2 separate regions of the Homo sapiens genome follow, and region 2 is linked to region 1. Evidence: read pairs that join two places in POLR2A ChIA-PET (ENCODE). Cell type or tissue: PC-3. All regions are shown on one strand. Each heading gives the region's core, and the rest is flanking DNA. Links, peaks and the distances in the headings are about the cores only.

Region 1 (7,004 bases), core at 2,918-5,417:
TCTAGAGAACAAAGCAAGTAACATGTGGATTAGATGTGCATTCTGTGAAGACCAAACCTACTGCCACCATCATGGGATAAAACAAAAAGGGAAACCAGGTGCTCTAAAAGCCAAGGACAGCAGAATTGTCCTGAAGGATTCTGCAAGATAATAAAGCATAGGGACCACAGATTTTCCCTTCATCTGCAGTCCGCGCTCTTAAAACTAGTGAGTTTTAATTATGTTATATTTGTAGCAACTCTTTCTTCTCTCTCTGGAGTAATTAATTGGAAGAGAATTACAAAGGAAACCCAGACATGGGTAGTAATATTCATCAGAGGACACAACAGAGGAAAGAAAATAGAACATAGGCTCTTGAACATTTTAACATAGGTTCAAGATTTTAACATTTATATACTGTCTTTGGTTTGGTTTAAATCATATCCACTGTGAACTAACAAATATTTCATGTTATCTATAAATAACTCAGTGAGTGCTTACAAATTATAGGGCAATATAGTTAGATCACAATGTGGCAGAGTGGCTGAAGGCCAATTAGAAAGCTCATATGCTTTTAACAAACACCCCACCGAAAGAAATCAATTTACATCCCGTGATTATTGCACCATCAGAGAATCTTTGCAATGTTATTAACCCTGGACATCCTAAATTACAAATGGAGATAACACTTAAAATTGATTAGCAGTGTATTTTGAGATAAAATGGTGTTTTTGCCTTGCTAATCACCTCTTTCACAGAAATTATTCTTGCTTTCCATGAAGTTATGAAAAATAAATTGGAGAAATCTTTTATTAAGATTTTAAAAGCAAACAAATAACTTTCAGGATAATATTCAAATCCTTTGTAATTTCCTTTCTCCATTTTCATCAACTGTGGGAATGCTTAACCACACAGGAAGAAGTTGGTGGACTTGGAAAGTTGCTGAATTCTCTTATTTGAATCAATCCACATTAAACACAAGCTATTGTTTTATTAGCAAGTGAAAGATAAACATAGCTTACACTGAGTGGATATGGAAGAGAAATTGGTTTCCTCTAGCCCAGTGATCCTTGAACAAATGAATGATTCTGACAGAAACCTAAGGAGAGAAGATTTTCCTGAGATTGGGTGGAAACAAACCATTCATGTATCGAATCCCTTGTCACCCACAAAATCCAGCCTACCAGGTTCACTAGCTCCTTAAATCTATGTACCACTAGGGGTGCATGAGACAATTTTAAATGGCATAAAGAAGAACAGCTTATTATTAACAGGAATGTTCTTAAATTAATGTATGTTAATAAAAATATACCCAACACAGTGAAACCATGATTTCATCAATAATAGTATCTAAAATGAGAATAAATATATATGTTACAAAAAAGGAGGTAAATAAAAATATTAAATATGATTGGGATGGGTGAGGTGGCTCACATCTGTAATCCCAGCACTTTGGGATGCCGAGGTGGGTGGATCACTTGAGGCCAGGAGTTCGAGACCAGCCTGGCCAACATAGTGAAACCCCGTTTCTACTAAAAATACAAAAACTTAGCCGAGCCTGGTGATGCATGTAATCGCAGCTACTCGGGAGGCTGAGGCTTGAGAATCACTTGACCCCAGGAGATAGAGGTTGCAGTGAGCCAAGATCGCACCACTACACTCCAGTCTGGATGTCCGAGTAAGATTCTGTCTCAAAAAAAAAAAAAAAAAAAAGTTAGGTACAGTTGATCTTCACTATTCATAGATTCAGTATTTGTGAATTTGCCAACTTGCTAAAATGTATCTGTAACTCCAAAGTCAGTATGTGCAGTGGTTTTGCTATTGTTTGCAGACATGTGTGGAGCAGCAAAACATTTGAGTTGCCATCTATACAAGTTTTCAGCTGAGGCCCAGCAAGGTAATGCTCTATTTTGTTCAGCTCTCATACTGTAAACAAGTGTCTATAATCAAGTGATTGATTTAGTGCCATGTTTTTTGCATTTCTGCCTTTTTTTGGGTAATTTCACTGTTAAAATGACCCCCACATGTAGAGCCACAGTACTCTCTAGCTTTCCTAAGTGCAGGAAAGCTGTGATGTGCCTTAGGGAGAACCTACATGTATTAGACACTCTTCCTTCAGGCATAGTTACAGTGTGATATTGGTCATGAGTTCAATGCCACTGAGTCAACAATATGTATTAAATAAGGTGTCTTTAAATGGAAACACATATAAAGAAGGTCATGTATTGACTGACTGATGAAAATGTTATGACCAGAGGCTCACAGGTATCTAACCCTGTATTTCACCTGGGAGCAATGGTTCAGTATTTGCTAATTCAGTATTTGCAGAGATGTTATAGAATATAACTAGTGTGAATAATGAGAACTGACCATGAATAGATGTCGAGGTGCTTTTGGTGGCACATGGAGATGTGCCACCCGGATCTCCTTTCAAGGAGGGCCTTGCTGAAGCCATGGGGAATGTGGTCAGCAGACTGCCTCCGGCTGGAAGCTCCTTCAGGGTCCACCTCAACTGCAGAGAGCCACCCTGCCCGAGGCCATGTCCTTCTCTGATGGTGGAACCTCTAATGGGGTCCCAATCCTTCCTCTTGCTCCAGACCCCCATTCCATCTCATTATATTGGCTGAGGCTTTGTCAGGCCTGCACAGCAGTTTGATTTCTCCTTCTGCTCAATCCTACTTCCTTCCTGTTTCCTCTGCAGTGCTAGTCCCTAATGAACATCCTATATCCCAACCTTCATTTCAGCTTCCATTTCTGAAGAAGCTAACCCATTATAGTGGTTCACAGATGTGGCAAAATATAGAGAAACATTTTGCTAAGATCCTCCCTCATTCCTCTCCTGCCCTCCACAGATATCAGCTTCCTTGCTCTCAACTTCTTGGTTCTGGACTCTTGGGTTATATCCAAATTCAGACACCCACCCCCAGCCCAGGGTCACTGCTGAAGGCTGTGAAGTCTGAGTCCTGCTCAAGGACCCATTTGAGGAGCTGAACTGAAATCCAGCCTGTGCTCCACTCATTAATTCATGGGTCCTGGTGAGGGATGTGCTGCCTGAGAGAAAGCCTGCTGGTCCTAACTGGCTCCCAGCAGCTGTGTGGCTAGCTGTGGCCATGGCTGTCTCTGCTCTGCCATCCCCCTGTGGCGTGGATCCCCACTTCCCGCTCCTACCCTCTGGACCCCTGCTCTCCTGAGCAGTGTTGGCCTTTGTCGTTGTTGCCTCTTGCCACTGCACCTTCCATTGTTTGGACTCTTCATTTGGGCCTTCTCATCTTTTCTGCCCCCAAGAGGAGGTGATCTGAGCTAAGCACAAAAACATTTCAATTTCTAAGCCTTTGGAAAGGTTTTCCCTTCAGATAGAGTGCTCGTACCAGAAAGCACCCACTAGAGAGAGCTCACATTTTCACTCCCTCCCAACCTCTCTGAATCATGTGTGTCTTCTGGACACTAAAATAAAGACTGTGCAACCTCTTGCCGGAATGTGCCTCCAAAGATCTGAGAGAAATTTGTAAAAACAATAGCTAATGTTTACTGGGACTTACTACATGCCAAACACTCTGCCAAGTGCTTTGTTTTTTTTTTCAGCTATAAATATTTTTTGTTTCTATAGCATTTAAGAGAAGCCTATAAAAAGTTGTTGTTAAATCAAATTTAAGAAAATTTTACATGGAAATTTTACTGAATCCTCATAGGATCCATAAGAGGTTGGTACTCACATTCCCATTTAACAAGTGAGGAAACACAGGCTTAGAGAGGTTAAGTAATTTGCCTCACACCTTGAATTCAGCAGAGTGGGGTTTCAGGTGTGCTTTCGTCTGACTCCGGCACTGAGTAAGCACTGTGCTTACTTCTGTGATAGTGAAGGTCACAGAAAAGCCGGGCTCAGCCTGAGACAAAGGCTACTGCTGCCAGAAACAGCAGGAAAGACGGTGAGAGCCAGGCTGATGAACAGGCCTCCCTTTAACTCAAGTTCAAAATCACAGTGGGATGAAAATCTGAGCATTTGAGGTTGGTTGGCTTCATTTTAACCATGTGCCTAAAAATTTGTCATCATTTAAAGACCATTTCCTCTGCACCTGCATCCAAAATGCATCCAGGGTCCAGTGTTTTAAGGAAGAATTACTCAGATGCTCTGTTTTGCTTCTTCACAATCCATGCATTCCACTTCTAATCACGTCGAATTTGTGGAGATAATGGCCTCGAGGGATTGGGAGGATGAAAATCAGGAGAAGTGAAGCTGATTTCTCCTTGACCATGTGGCTTCTTGAAATTTCAGGGTAGGCATTAAAAGAAGTGGTTGGTCGAGATTAAAGACTGAACTGTGCATCTTAGCTGTAATTTATGTCATTTCATCTGGGAGAAACATAAAAATCAACAGCTTTTAATGAATCTCTGCTTGGATGTTTTGTCACTCCTCAAAGAGTCTTTAGAAACACATTGAATCCCATGCCCAGATTATTAGGATTGAACCTTGCTGTGAGGGTATAGTGATGAGCAACATGGCTCTTATATTTCTCCAATGTTTGTCAAGACCAGTTTTTGTGAAAAAATGATTTATTAATTATTATATTAATAATCTGATGTATTAGCCCATCAATGAGTGACCTAGACAGGGATGTCGGTGGCATTCCAAGTGTCAGCCAGACACCCCACGCTTTCTATTTGCCCATCCGGTATGCTGGGTGCTACAGCTCTGGGGTCATTCTCCTTAGAGATCTTGGAATTCTTGAGGCCTTACATTTCTAGCTGCCACTCACTTCTCCTCAGCTTGCAGACATGGCCATGCTGCATTTCACTGACCCATTGCATACGAGTCCAGCCCCTGGGGAATTGCCTTAACTCTCAAGCATCTTAGGAATACACTTTTTCCTGTTTTAAAGAAGACCCTGGAAAGGGCAACAAAAACAGAACTCATCTCTAAGAATGCTGGCAGTGGATCCTGGAGGTTAACATCACAAGCTTTGGAGTCAAGCAGGCCTGGATTGAAATCCTTCCTCAATCACTTACTAGCTGTTTGGCCTTGGATGAGTTACTTGACTTCTCTATAAACGTCAATTCCCCGTCTGTAAAATGGATATAATTGTATATGTCTCGTTCTACTGTTGTGAGGATGGAGTGAGATTATGCATGGAAAGCACTTCAGCATTGAGAAGCACTCCAAATATGATAACTGTTAGTGTTATCAGAAGAGAAATTCAACATATCAGCAAAAACTCCCATCTACAATCTTAAAAACATTGTTAAGTGAAAGAAGCCAGACACAAAAGGCCACATGTTGTATAATCCCTTATATATGAATGTCAAGAGTAGGCAAATCTCTAGGGACAGAAAATAGATTAGCAATTGCCTAAGGCTGGAGAGTTGGAGGGGAATGGGGAGTGACTGCTAGTGGTTATGGTGTTTCTTTTAGGAGTGATTGCAATGTTCTGGAAATAGATAACAGTGATGGTTGTACAAATTTGTGAATACACTAAAAACCACTGAATTGTACACTTTTAAAGAATGTGTTTTATATATGTGAATTATATCTTTTAAAAAGTTATATTTAAAAAAGAACTATGTACGATGCAGCTAAAACCAGAGACTTTTTAAAGCTAATTTGTTTCCTGGAATCTCTCTACCTCTCCAAGCCTGGAAGAAGGATTAACTGTCATCTCACTGGAAGACTGTGTCTCTTTCTAGGTAAATCATTTGTTATATGATGACTGCACAGTAAATGTCAACCCATTGCAATTTTGGCATTTGTGGGGATCAGTAACATGCAGTTCTCTTGGCATTCTACGAGGGACTGCTAAACAGCCTGGATTTATGAGCATGAAGAGCCAGCCTACCATGCCTAAATCAGAGCTTCTCTGCATCTTGGTTCATTTGGCAGATGTTCCAGGTGATAAGTGAGATGTTTTCCTCCATTTAAAGTGAAAAAACCGAGGCAAGGAACAGAAAAAAAGAGTCTATTGGATTAACTGTGACTCTTTTGATGTATCATAGCCATTGGTTCTAACTGAAGGTGTGTGTGTGTGTGTGTGCACGTGTGTGTGTGTGTATGTGTTGGGGGAATGAGTAGGGTAGCTTTGCTAAAAGGGAAGAGGGAAGGAGATGTAGATGAGTCAGTGCCTACTGCAAAACTGGAGTGGATTAATTCTGGAATTTCATTGAGCATATTCAAAGCTTCCAAAGTATAATTTTAAAAACGTGTTTTCAGATTCACATCTCAGACAGAGTTGTCAGCGCTGCTTAGGAACAATTTCTTTTGGTGTGAGTAAGGTTACAAGATTTTGATAAAAATATTATTTCTTCATGTTTGGAATGTCTAAACAGATTTGTGGTTTTTCATTTTGCTTTAAAACATGATTAAATGTGCTTTAAAAAAATCAAAGCCTTCTGTCTGGGTTTTGAATCTCTTCCAGATTTATAGCTGCTTAATATTATATATGTCATGCCGATTTTCTTTTGGTTCAATCATGTCAATTGAGATTCTTTCAAAGAAAAAAAGGCTTATTAAAAAAGGAATTGTTTGTCCACCACATTAAGACTTTAAGAAATTTATCAAGATATTGATCAAGAACATTTTATTTTTAAAATTCTTTGCTGGAGCTGCTAGGCGGAGTAGATACCCAGAAGGAGAAGCTGAGGGAGATCTCAGGGCAGGCAGAGAATCAAAGTGAAAGTCAATTTGAGTAAGTTTTCCTTGGGCTAGCGTGCACACACTGGACTCTTTAATTACCTTTGTTTTTATGGAGAATGTACTCTCCAATGGGACTTAGTTGAGAGTGAAGGTAGTACATGTTGTGCTCTGTACTAAGAATCTTTGAGAGACTAAGCAGGAGAAGAGAAAATGCTCCCATATAGATGACCTGAACACTTAACAAGCAGTAAATAACAACAGCTACACGTATTGTCCATTTACTATGTTCTTGCACTCAGCTGGGAATTTCATTATTTTCCATAAAGCCCAATGATATTAGTGTGATTGTATCCATTTTAGAGATGAAGAAACTGATGGTCTAGAAGGTTAAATAACTGGGCCC
Region 2 (7,004 bases), core at 1,949-4,448, 69 kb after region 1:
CAAAAAAGAAAATCACTGTTAACATTTCTTGAATATTCCTCAAAGCCTTTATATATAAAACCAAATGGGAGATTACACTAACCTCTTATTTATATTTTAAATTTTCTCACTTAATGATGCATGCAATGAAAGTGTCATAATATATTTAACTAATTCTCAATTGGACAGCTTGGTTATTTCCAGTATTTTCTTTTCTTTCTTTCTTTTTTTTTTTCTTGAGACAGAGTCTCATTCTGTCACCCAGGCTGGAGTGCAGTGGTGCGATCTTGGCTTACTGCAACCTCCGCCTCCCAGATTCAAGTGATTCCCCTGCCTCAGCTTCCCGAGTAGTTGGGACTACAGGCATGTGCCATCACACTCGGTTAATTTTTTGTATTTTTAGTAGAGACGAGGTTTCCCCATGTTGGCCACACTGGTCTTAAACTCCTGACCTCAATTGATCCGCCTGCCTCAGCCTCCCAAAGTGCTAGAATTACAGGCATGAGCCACCATGCCAAGCCTTATTTCCAGTATTTTCTTATCAAAAACTCCCCGTAGCTAAATATTTCCTAACTTATTTCTCTAGGATAAATTTTTAGAGGGGTTGAGTCAAAGATATGTATGTTATGTGGCTTCTTAGAATGATTGTTGCCAAATTACAACTTTCTCAACATTTAACCCCCACTCTAAGTTTTATCAGTCTATACTCCCTTCTCTTATACTCATGACTAACACTGGGTATTGTCTGTCTTTTGCTAATTCAGTATAGCAAAAGTTGTGTCTCGTTGTTTTAATTTTGTTTCTTTAATTACTAGTGAGGTCAAATAATTTTTCATATATGTATTGTCCATTTCTTTTTCTTTTATTAATTTGCTATTCATGCTTTTATCCCATTTTTCTGTTGTGGTATTCATCTATTTCTTTGTAAGAACCTTTTATGTATAAAATATATTCTTTTTAAAATAAATTTTTATTTTTAATTATTATGGGTACATCATAGTTATACATATTTATAGGGTGCATGTGATCTTTTGATACAAGCATACAGTGTATAATGATCAAATCAGGGTAATTGGGCTATCCATTGCCTCAAGCATTTAGGGAGAACAGTATGGAGGTTACTCAAAAACTAAAAACAGAACTACTGTATGATCCAGCAATCCCACAGCAATACACACCAAAAGGAAGAAATCAGTATATCGAAGAGATAAAAGGTATTCTTTATCAGATTTTAATACGTTATATAGTTCTTCAATTTTTGTCATTTTCCCTTTAACTTTTGAATTGTGCTTTTGCCATATGCATTCAAATTATTTTTTCAGATTAAAAAAATGGTTTCTGACCTTGTAAACATGCTTACAAAGTTCTCCACTTATCTCTGCTCTCCACGAAGAGATGGTAGCTTTTAAACAAGCCTATGAACAATGCTTTGTCAAACTTCCATGACTATTCTTGATACACTTTTGAACTAAAAGAGCAGAGGCAGAAAATAGAAGCAGTAAAGCTTAAATTACAATGGAACAACATCCTATATGTTTTTGCTTACTAAGATTGACTTGCTTTTGCTAATTTGTCACAGATTATGACAAGTCCAGTGAAGCCGCCAAATATACACTGATGCTGACATGCATGCTTATTCTTCTTCATTTCAATGCTCAGATTCATTTGGATCCCTGTTTCCTTTGGGAGAGCTCTGAACAGACAAACTCTCCTGACTTCAAGCTCCTTTCTCTGAGCTTCCCTGGGCATCTTGGATGCTTAATGCAGTTTATTTAACTAGAGTGGCTATAAAGCAGAGCTGAGGCAAGAACTTCTTTGTTAACAGAGTGTTTCTCAGAGAATTGTTTGGGATGCAACAGTCATGGATCCATAGCGGGTGGTGGAGGTATATTACCTCAACTCAGGATCATCATCTTTTCACAGGCTAAAAGTCGTGGAACGATTGGCTTCTCTCAATTTCATAGTGGAGCATGCACTTTGCACAAGAGAAGTCCATTTTACCCAAATGGGATTATTTCCTATAGCAAGATAATAGCCAATAGGAAAACCTCGCCAATGTTAGAAATCCACTGTACTAGACATAAGTCTCAGTGTCTGGAGTATATTTCAGTTGTTTGTGCCTGCCCAGCACCCATTTAACCTTTTTGCTTTGATGGAACTTTGATATTCCTTCAGGAAATCTTACCATCCTCACTTTCCAAATATATAATTCCAAAACAGAGAGTGGAGCCCATCCCCTGAAGCTAGCACAGACATAGGAGCCAGACCTAGCCAATCAGAGCCATCCATTCACTATGGCTCCAGTGATTGGTTCAAAAACGGACACACGGCCCAAACTAAACCAATAAAACTCAATACCTAGACTTTCACATTCTTGGAAAAGAAATACATCCTTTCCACTGAAGATACCAAGCTGATGAGTTGAGAGCCTGGGACATTTGGTTACAACCTTGCTCCATCCTGGCTGAGCATGACTGAATGAAAGCAGCCTAGAAAGTCTTCCAAGAAACAGCACATGGCTTAGTCCTGATGACAATAGTGACTCCCTAGACTGACTCATGCCTGAAATTGGTATCCCCTAAAACTATTTCCAGAGCCAATAAACTCCCTTTTCTGCGTAATTCCATGTGAGATGAATTTTTACCACCTGAGTAATATTGTTTTAAATGACAGCTTCTTATTAGCTCTGAACACCTTAGCAATAATGTCAAGAGTGGAAGGAGTACTGGTTTGGGAGTCTGGGTTGTAGTCCTACCTCCACTCACTACTTTCACATCCTTGGGCTAATCGCTTTATCTGTGTGGGCTCACTTTTCTCATCTGTGAAAGAGGTTATTGGAAGAGAGGAATTCTAAATGTCCCTTTGAAGGCCATAAGTCTTGTCTCTGTGATAACATTGTATCAACACTTCAAGTTAATCTGAGGTTCTGGCTCCAACTGCCACCTCCACAACCCAGTGACAAACAACACTGATTTATCTTAAAAGTTGAAAACTAAAAGGTCCATAATATACTTTTAGAAACTAGAAGATAGAACAAAAACTCTGTAAAACATTGCTAGGATGTAGATTTCTCCAGAAGTGTATTAATGAGGTGAGTAATATATTAATACATTAACTATGGTAACTATTGTATAGATTAGTCATAAATATTTTGTTTTAAAAAGGTCTGCCACTCCAGTTTTGCTGAGCTAAAGTAAACGAAGATCCGAGTTATGTCAACAGATGACACAAGTGTTCAGCAGTGAGGCTGTTTGTTCTGAGGAGGGAAACAGGAAGGGAAGCTGGTCCCACTCCCAGTTCTTCTTCATCAGACCTCCGTTATTTATTTGATGAATTAGCAATCCTCACAACTTCAGACACGATCACAAAATGATATTTTGGAAATGCTACTCGGACTGTATAATTCTTCCAACCCTTCGTTGATTCCCAAGTGCCTTCGGGACAAAGTGCAAACCCGTTGGCGTGGCACATGAGCCCTCTGTTATGTGAGCCTGGCTCTAATTCCACATCCCAGTGTCATCTCCTCCCACTCCTCTTTATGTGCCTTACCTAAACTAAGTAAAGAGGTTAATGCATAGAAAATGCTAAACATCTGGCATAATTTCTGGCATTTAGTAAAGGCTTATTATACATGTTGGCTGTCATTATGGCACACTAGTTATACTCACAGTTCCCTAAAGGTGCAGTACTGGTCCTGGATCTGTTTGCCCTGAATCCATCCTCCCTCTTTGCCTGCTGTGTTTTAGTTCACGATGGCTGATCCTTGCAGGCTGCAGTTCACAGGCTCTTGTGTCTCAGACTTCCAGCTGGTTGGGTTAGGCCAGGAAGACACACTGGCAAAAAATGGAGGGTAGAAAGGAGGGAGAAGCCAGGGTATTTCTCTCCTTGTTTCCTTGGGTGATTTCTGCAGCAGTGACTGTCTTCTCTGTAGTTCCAGCTCTTGCCAAAACAGGTCCACTGTGGTTCAGCTTCTGGTTCCTTCTTTTTTCCTTTAGCAGAGTCGGTAGTGGCTTCCTGCTTCTTGATGCTAATCTCTGCATTGCCTCATCACTCGTGTTAACTCTCAGCAGCTCTCTCTACCATATAGCCAATCCCCTGCTTTCCATTCCCTGTGCTGTACATCCTTAAAGAGGTGCCTGTTTTCCTGGAGACACCCTGACTGGTTTGCATAGCACACTCTCATACCTTGGACCTTTGGCTTTTGCCTTATTTCAGCCTCCTCATCCTTAAGACCAACTCCTAGCCATCCTTTCTTCTACCATCTTTGTTCTACCACCATCTCCTCTTGGAAGCTGTCTCAGTTTCTCCACCTGCCACTTCCTGAAGCGTGAGTTGGGTATTCCTCTTCTAAACGCCTCTCTCCTAACAAGTGGTTTGTTCTTGGAAAACTCCAGTACAGATTTAATTTTCTTAAGAGCAAGTGCACTGTCTTACACAACATGGTATCTCAAAACCATCCTATGGAAGATGTTTTCTGAAAGAACGACTAAATGCATAATTCAATAAACACTTTTCAAATCCAGATAAAAATCAATGCAAACTGTCCTTGTGGCAGACAAGGGACAGTTTACAATGATTCACTCAATATGATTATTGAGTTACTCATTCAATAATGATATCCACCCCTGCCTTTTTTTTTTTTTTTTTTTTTTTTTTTGGCCAATAGAGCTCTAGTTCTGTTTGGAACATCAATGTGCCCAGCTCTGAGAAGTACTTGTTTTCCCAGCCTCCCTTGCAGCTCAAGGTGGCCATGTGACAGTGCTGTTGATGGAACAAGTGGAAGACTGCAGGGGAGGATTCCAGGAGGGAAAAAGCCACTCTCTCTTTCCACCCTGGTTTTTCTGTGCCTTGAATGTTCATGTGATATCTGGAGCTATTGCAGCTAATATGAAACTATGAGACAATAAGTGTTGGGGGAAATCTGACACATTAAGATAGCAAAGCAAAAGATAGAAAGAGTATGGTTCTCTTATGGCCTCTTTATCTCTTTTTTCTTCTTCTTACGGTCTCTTATTGTTTCTTTATCTCTCTCTCTCTCTTTTTTTTTTCTTTTTGACAGGGTATTGCTCTGTCACCCCAGCTAGAGTGCAGTGGTGCAATCCTGGCTCACTACAGCCTCAATCTCCTGAGCTCCAGTGATCCATCTCAGCTTCCTGAGCAGCTGGTACTACAGGCTCATTTTGCCATGCCCAGCTAATTTTTATTATTTGAAGATGGGGTTCTGCCATGTTTCCCAGGCTGGTCTCAAACCCCTGGGCTCAAGCAGTCCTCTCTTCTTGGCCTGCCAAAGTGCTGGGATTACAGGTGTGAGCCACTGCACCTGTACTGGGTTCACTGGGTTTCTTGATATGAGAGAAAAATAAACTCTTCCCTTCAATTCATTGTTTTTGATTTTTGTCACTTACAGCCAAGTACATTTCTAACAGATAGGATATGCCATTTAGGGATAATCTATTGCTGTTCTTTTTGGTCATTCCAGTAAAGGATGACAGAGCCACAACTTTATTATCTAGTACCTGTGACTAATTTGAGGAGCCCAAAGAAAATAATAGGATGATGAGCATGATGGTTAATTTTACGTGTCAACTTAGCTAAGCCGTAGTAGTACCCAGGTATTTGATCAAACACCAGTCTAGATGTTGTTGCTATAAAAATAATTTTAGATGAGATTGACATTTAAATTAGTAGGCTTCAGGTAAGGCAGATCCATAATATGGGTGAGCCTCATCCAATCAGTTGAAGACTTTATGAGAAAAAGACTGGCATCCCCGAGAAAGAGAATTCTGCTTGCAGGCTGACTCTGGACTCAAGCTGCAATAGCAACTCTTTCCTGGGTTTCCAGCCTGCTGGCCTGACCTGTAGATTTTAGATTTGCCAGCCCACAATTGTGTGAGCATTTTTTTTTTTTTTTTTTGAGACAGGGTCTCACTCTGTCACAGAGGCTGGGGTGCAGTGGCATGAACATAGCTCATTGCAGCCTCAACCTCCTGGGCCCAAGCAGTTCTCCTGTCTCAGCCTTCCATGTAGCTGGGATCACAGACATTGGCCACCATGCCTGGCTACTTTTATTTTTATTTTCTGTAGAGATGAAGTTTCACCATCTTCCCCAGGCTGGTCTTGAATTCCTGGGCTCAAGTGATCCTTCTGCCTTCGCCTCCCAAAGTGCTGGGATTACAGGTATGAGCCTCCACACCCAGACTACTTTGTAAAACAAAACTCTGTCTGTCTTTATATATCCCTTTCTCTCTCTCTCTCTCTCTCCCTCCACACACACAAACACACACACAGACACACACACACATCACCAATAGAAAGTATAGATTTTCTTAAGAGCAACCACACTGTCTTATATATCCATCAATTGGTTCTGTTTTGCTGGATAAACCTGACTAATACATTGTATATAAAGAAACTTAGGGAAAGAATGAGCTTTGAGCAGGAAACAAGGAGCCCTTGGGATTTATGCCTTAGTATAATAGAAACCATGAAGGATTATCATTCCAAATTTTATTAAGCATGTTTATAATTTTTTTCTTTTCGATATTTTGGCCAAAGAAAAACCTGATCTATCATCTTCATCTCTTTTGATGAAGAAGTAGCCTACATTCCTTCCAGGCTCAATTTTATTAAACTTCAGCACTTTCCTTCTCTCCTCTGTGGAGTCGCATCTGTTAGGACCCAGTGGCAAGCATCTTCACAAGCCAGTTTTCTGCCAAATGCAGATGGGAGTCTCCTGGCCATGGGGTCTGCATTTACTGATCTGATTCTATCATCCAGGGGGGTTCTTCTTGTTGTCAGAGTGGAACTGTAGCCTCTTCTTCTGCTGCTTGGAATGAAAGGTTATGGTATGAAAAGAGTCTGTCAATGGGAATAAATTATTTGTGAAATCAGATTTTAGCATTTTAACTTCTGAGCATCTTGCTGGATTGGATTGCTGAAAAATGACAGCATCTCTGAGTCGTGGAATGAAAGGCATATCAAAGTGCAGATGTGAATCTAGTTCTCACTTGTTCTTCCCTAATGGT

Evidence for each region. ChIA-PET counts read pairs that join two places held together with the same protein. Peaks named below come from ENCODE experiments on the same cell type or tissue, not always from the same donor. Only the 100,000 strongest peaks of a DNase experiment are listed, where the experiment ranks them.
Region 2: POLR2A ChIA-PET joins it to region 1 with 6 read pairs; 2 of 35 experiments call an interaction of 5 or more read pairs at or near these places.

The regions. Positions count from the first base shown.
Region 1 is chr4:53,708,696-53,715,699 of GRCh38, forward strand. The region is part of intron 1 of LOC100506444 (a long non-coding RNA gene); the gene reads left to right. Among named protein-coding and RNA genes, the nearest start is that of LNX1-AS2, 120 kb to the left of the region's middle. In PC-3, for the core only: no CTCF peak of the experiment used is centred there; no DNase peak of the experiment used is centred there.
Region 2 is chr4:53,778,605-53,785,608 of GRCh38, forward strand. No RefSeq gene overlaps it. Among named protein-coding and RNA genes, the nearest start is that of LNX1-AS2, 190 kb to the left of the region's middle. In PC-3, for the core only: no CTCF peak of the experiment used is centred there; DNase peaks (open chromatin) are centred at 2,487 and 3,237; H3K4me3 peaks cover 1,535 bases; H3K27ac peaks cover 2,500 bases.